Linked DNA regions of Homo sapiens: region 2 is linked to region 1. The links are chromatin contacts, found by Hi-C or POLR2A ChIA-PET in ENCODE. All regions are on one chromosome and are shown on one strand. The core of a region is the stretch at or near the end of the contact, and the rest is flanking DNA. Distances in the headings are between cores, read along the strand shown.

Region 1 (2,907 bases), core at 266-2,765:
AAACTTCAATTTATTCTTGAAATCAATGTTTTTCCTCCCCAGCTCAAGTGCATTTGTGTCTTTCTTTGTTGTCAAATGCCCTGTGTAGGACAGATGTTCCAAGAAGTCTTTTTCATGAAGTACCTCTGTTAATTCTTTGGAGACCCTTTCAGGGACTCATACATTTAACATTTCCTGATGCATTCAAAACACTCTCTCGTTAATCTTTTGTAAGAACCTTGACTCCTGTACCAGAAGGTGCTTGGGATTCCTTCATTCCAGCATGCACCCCTCTTGCTGTGAAATGGTGGGAGGCCCTTCAAATAACTTGCACTAACTTGCACAGTGCTACTTGTCCTGCAGGAAAATGAACACATCCTCCCCCATCATGTTCTCAAACTTCAAGCACTGCTGCCTTTTGGCCTCACTCTGTCATGCTGCGCATCTTCAGCCACCTCATACCTGTGATTTCTCCTGCAGAGTCAGGCACCAGGCCCTGTGCTGCCCACATTCAAGCACTGCCTGGCTAAACACTGAAGCCATTAACCACATGTGTCCATTGAACACTTGAAATGTGCCAGTCCAAATTGAGATCTCAAAGCTTTAGTATTAAAACACACACACACACACACACACACGCACACACAGAGCAAGATGTCTCATCACTAATTTTTATATCAACCACGTGATAATATTTTGGATATATTGGCTTAAATAAAATGTATTAGTAAAATTAATCACCCATTTCCTTTCCCTGTTTTTTAAATAGGCTACTAAAAAATAAATTACATGTGTGGCTCACATCATATTTCTATCGGCCTGCACTTCTCTAGAGCCTTGGACACAAAGAATGCCCCCGACCAGAGCACTGGCATCGCCCAGGAGCCTCTTAGTAGCAGAGAGCTTGGACTGGCAGTAGTGCTCAGAATTGTCATTTTAACCAGATCTCTGGGTGAAGTTCTGATGTAGGATAGAGGTACTTATTCTGAGGTCTCAGCACTCATGTTGATTCTTAACAGTCTGTTACCAGTTCATGACAAAATAAGTGCAGGAATTAAGAGTACTGTTCAGAAATTTTTATAGCAATTTGATGTTACAATACAGAGTATGTAACCTCTGAACATTGTTTCCATTTCATTTTTCTAAAAATTCAGTTCTAGTAAATCTATAAACCTGTCACTCCATGATGGACTGGAAATTGAAACAGGTTGGTCCTTTATCACAGAAAGTTTGCAAAGTCCTGCTCTAGAGGGCACCCTTCAAACTCTCTGAGGAAATTTCTCGAACTCTGTAAGATGGCAGTATTCCCCACTAGTGAGCCTCTCTGTCCTCACCACCTTTGCTCCAGAGGGTTTTCTCTCAATTTCCTCTCTTGGATCAAGACGAAGTCACATAGCAGCTTACCCTTCCGTGCCAAAGTGCTCTCTTTTCCTACAATTTTCTTCCCGGCTGTTAAATGTGTTCTTTGGAGTGACAATATTTGATGATTGGCCAACACCTTAACACATCCTGTGGGGAACATGTCTAAGTACCTTTCTTCAGAATGTGCAATGCAATTGTCACAGGTTACCCTCAGTTTTGGACGTTAGCCCAAATTCCAAAGCAATGAGAAAGTTCCCAGTCTGTATCCAATCAAGGCAAAGACTCCCAGCTTCTCTGGGGAACTTATTTTGGGCTCTGGCATTTTCTGTTTTGTCTTTTCCCCCGTCAAAACACTCCTCCAATTTCCCCACATGAGTTGAAGTAGTCTTGGCAATCAATCCTAATTTGAAAGTTTTAACTGGAATAATATGTAATCTTTCTTAAATATTATACTCTAGGCTTCTTCTACATTTTAAGGAAAATCTTGTAGACGTGCCCAACACATTCTATTAAGATATAGATATACATAAGTTAGTGCATATCACGTATTCCTTGTATGGGAATTTAAACCTCTTTTTTAGTCAATTTAATGTCCACAAGCAGTTCACCATTTAATCTTATGGCTTATTTTGTATAAAGAAAGTCTTCTTCATTAAATGAAGAACCGCTTTCTAATTCTCAATTTTAACAACATAATCACAGATTTCCTTGCACCAAATTTATTTAAAGAAAAACACACCTGAGTTTTCAGTTTATACCCACATTAGTATTTTATTAATAGTTTGAATGTTAAGTGGCAACCACATTCCAAAAACCCTGAAAAATTCATAATTTCTTTATGGTTTTTAAGAGCTTTGCTTCTTGCCATGATACTTTCAATAGATTTATAAGTGTAAGCAATTCATTTTTTTTTAAAGAAAGTAATGGATATTTATTGATTTCTTAATATGCACTAGGCACCCTATTATAATGTACTCTTTTGTACTAAATCTACAAAAATGAATAAAACATGTCCTTCCCTTGTGTAACTCAAGAGTCTGGGTGATGAGACAGACTCCTACACAGAAAATACAACACAATATCAGGGGTTATAAGACAGTATTTTGTGCAGGATTCTGTGGGGGTAGAAGGAAGGGGCCCTTAACTCCTAAGGAGATTAGGGAAAAGCTTCCTGGGGAAGATGATGCCTGGAACTAGAACTAGAGGGAATCATAGCAGGTTTTTCAAGTTAAAAAAAAAAAAGTTTGCAAAACATTCAAGGCAGTGGGTACTGCATGATTAAATATTCAAAGGCATGAAACAGTCTAAAAGTTTTAGAGCTAAGTAGGTTAAAATGAGGCCGGAGAACAGAGAGAAACCAGGTGATGGAGACCCTGAATGTTACACCTAGGAGCATGAACGTGACTCAACAGGTGTTGCAGGCTGTGAAAGTGGTTCAAGCTTCTAACGCCATAGTTGCCCATTAGTTTCTCTTCTGGTCTAATTTTGCAATTATTTACATAGAAGATCTTTAATATAAACCTTTGTTGAGTTCAAGGCCACATATAAAAATCAGAGAGAATGATA
Region 2 (2,907 bases), core at 154-2,653, 460 kb after region 1:
TTCGAGCTCCGGCTCTGCCGCCGCGGCGTCGGGGTCGCTGCCGCCCAGCCCAGGCGGGGCTCGGGTTCCCGCTCCTCTGATGTTTACGTTTGGTCAAAAACTCCTCAGACAGAAATAACTAATGCCTCCCCCCGGAAGCTTTTACCACGTGGCAGAGTGGGGTCACAAAGGGGGGAGCAGTGGCACGAAGGGGATGGGGAGGAAGACCTCCCTGTTCCCTCCCCCACCCTGCAGGGGCCTTCCTCTTAGGCTGCAGAGCCGAGGGTCGCTCTCCGTGGTGGAGTTCCCTCTGCAGAAGACCCCTGGAAAATTGCACTTCAGCAGTGGTGACATTTTATAGGCCATGATTTGCTGCATTTATGGCTCTGGCAGTGCAGGTGCGGAGTCGTAGGCTCCCGTTCTCACCCTGCAAATTGCTCACAGTGCAATCTGTCATCTTCAAGGCTAGGTGTGAACCGGGCAGGGTTGCCCTTAAAACGGAATTGCAGTTAAAGGCCGGGATCTGGAAGGAAGCGCTCTACCCCGGGGCGTGGCCTTTCCCACCGGCTCTGGACCTTTCCTTCAAGCCCCGCCATGCGCGCCCACCGACTTGGCTGTCGCAGCCTGGGGGCACTGGGCGCCCTGGGCTCTGCCTGCCTGCAGAGCTCTCATTCTTTCCGTTCCAGGCCTGTGGAATCCTCCAGTGAACAAGGCCTCATGCTGGCCTCTGCCCCACCCCACTGCGAGGAGCCGCTCCTCCTCCGAGGCCTATGGTTTTTCTCCCCGCGGAGTGGGCTTGGTGGGAGCACCGCGTGGCGCAAACAGCACGGGGGGACTTTGGAATCGCCTGGACTTGAGCCCTGCCCCACCACGTGTTCGCTGTGTGAATGTGGACAGGGTGGTTACCCTCTCTACAGCCCGCGTCTTAAAATGGGAGTAGTAACAACCCCCTCAACAGTTGTTCTGAGGATTAAGTGAAATTCAGATTTCATAGGAGACCTTTTTCAATAGTCAAGTCTCTCGCCTTTATGAGTCAAGTTCCACTGGGGCCAGAGGCCCTGTGGTTGTTTCTGAAAACAAGGTCAGCAGAAGTGCTAGACCCATTGTTTCCTCAACTCAGCCCTTCCCCCTACACTCCTGGCAAAGTGGAGCCCGCAGCCTCTTCCGACCCACTTCCACCTTCACCCACACCCACAGGCTTACAGGGCAGAGCTGTTTTGTTGACGGGGCGGGGGTGGGGGTGGGGACGTGGAAACTGTACCTCTGACCTAAGCTGGACCATTCACGGCCCTTCTCAAATTTCCCTCCCCCACCTTGCCACAGGGGATTGGTCCCAGCGGGAAGAGCTGACATATTTGAATCCAATCAAAAGCCTTCTTGGGAAATTTTGAAACTGGAAGTGAAAAAGTCAGTTTCTCCCCAGGGCTAAAACTGCAAGATATTATAACATACATGACCATGTTTCCCATGGTCAGGAGAGGAGAGGCAAGGCCAATCTGAAGGCAGAAACAGAGATAAAGATCGAGCAGAAAACAAAGATAGAGCCTCAGCCACAGCCAGACAGGCTGGGAGAGAGCGCTGAGGCCAACAGGAGTCTAATGTTATTGGCAGCATCGGTTCCTGTGTCCCTGGTACAGCCCTGCCTGCCCCCGATTCCTTGCGACAGCCCATTATTTTTTGCCACAAATTCTTATTGTTTAACCTAGTTTGTGTTTTTGTTGCTTCTAATCCAAAAATCCCATGGCATTTACTAGTTTAACTTACACAGTATGTCAGTTGAGTTCAAGAGCTCCCCAGCCCCATTATAACCCCCCGAGAAGTCTTCTATCCTCCGCAGCATATGTCAGTGCCCCATAACAAGGTGCTCAATAAATGCTCTTCAGATTGCACTGAGCAAGTTGTGAGTGGACGGGAAGTGCCCTGGTGGCTGTTGAAACTGGAGGCTTCAACTGGTTAATTTAAAGGGGAAGCATCGCCAATTGCCACAGACTTCTAGAAGCCCATTTATTGTACCCTAGTGGTAATTAGGGCTTATTCAAGTGAATAGAAAGAGAAAAGAGAAGAAACTTTATCCCCTCTAAATTGCATTTAATAAAAATCTTGGAGAAAATGAGTGAATTGTCAGGCTTAATAATTTCCCCTGGGTCTTTGTTGGAGGGAGGCTGAGGAAATGTACAGTATTCTACATTTATAGGACAGCAGATCTGCATTTTAACAGAGTAAAATGCAGTCGTGGCTTACCCTCCTTTTTTCCCCCTTCATTTGTTTCCAAAGGGTTTTTTTCCAGCTCATGAGTCACTTCCAGTCAGATTCAAAGACAAAAGCCGGCTAATTGTGTGTCCATGAGTCAGGGTCCCACCCTGCCTTATCTGAACACCCTTTCTAGCTCTGAGAAGACAGAGCAATTTTCAGCCTATAAGGCATTGAGTGGAACCTGTTACACACCGCTTCTGGGTCAGGCTCTTTAGGGAGCAGTCCAGGCCCTTCCATTTCCTTCTGGCATCTGGCAGCTGATAGCACCTTGGGGTGTTTCCTTGCCAGTGTTATTTTCAGTCAGGAACTGTGCAGTCTACCCTGTTCCTAAGGCACCCTGTTGAGCCCAGAGAGATAAAGGTGAATTTAAAAGGAGGTCTAAACCCTCTAGCAATTTATCATATAATGAAGGAGAAAGGCAGAAAAGAATCACTGTTAGACAAGCTTTGAGGGTTATGGAAGAGTAAGTGCTAAGACTAATGATTTCTCAGTCTGCACCCCTTGCTGTCTCTCAGCAGCATTTTATCTGGTTGACTTTCCAACTACTTGAAACATTTTATTTCCAGACCTCCCTGATGTTACTTTGTTTTCCAAGCAGTGTCTATTTCCCACCCCCACTTTTTCTCTTATCCTTATGCCTTACATTCTCCCTCTTTCTAGATATCTCACTTCCAG

Evidence for each region. Hi-C counts contacts between places; a loop is a spot of excess contacts on that map. ChIA-PET counts read pairs that join two places held with the same protein, here RNA polymerase II (POLR2A). Pooled maps may share reads with other maps.
Region 2: a map of PC-3 shows a loop between it and region 1 (4-fold over the local background). The contact joins the enhancer-like site here to the promoter of LINC02015 in region 1. A Hi-C loop is called at or near these places in 18 of 168 maps with a recorded cell type or tissue (HepG2, IMR-90, MCF 10A and 11 more), 1 of 37 single-sample maps with no recorded cell type and 20 of 50 pooled maps. POLR2A ChIA-PET finds 5 or more read pairs at or near these places in 5 of 52 experiments (HepG2, MCF 10A, OCI-LY7 and 2 more).

Annotation. Positions count from the first base shown.
Region 1 is chr3:177,815,473-177,818,379 of GRCh38, reverse strand. It overlaps LINC02015 (long intergenic non-protein coding RNA 2015), which reads right to left and starts at 1,515. Exons shown (of 3, transcript NR_110826.1): 1 at 1,384-1,515.
Region 2 is chr3:177,357,032-177,359,938 of GRCh38, reverse strand. No RefSeq gene overlaps it. Among named protein-coding and RNA genes, the nearest start is that of LINC00501, 64 kb to the right of the region's middle. RefSeq lists enhancers at 1-58, 1-410, 1,084-1,378, 1,265-1,504, 1,625-1,824. Within about 2 kb of position 1,403, at least 40 of the 41 ENCODE cell types and tissues checked have a DNase peak (open chromatin) inside an H3K27ac peak, as active enhancers do; they include IMR-90, OCI-LY7, PC-3 and 7 more, where a contact is called at or near this core.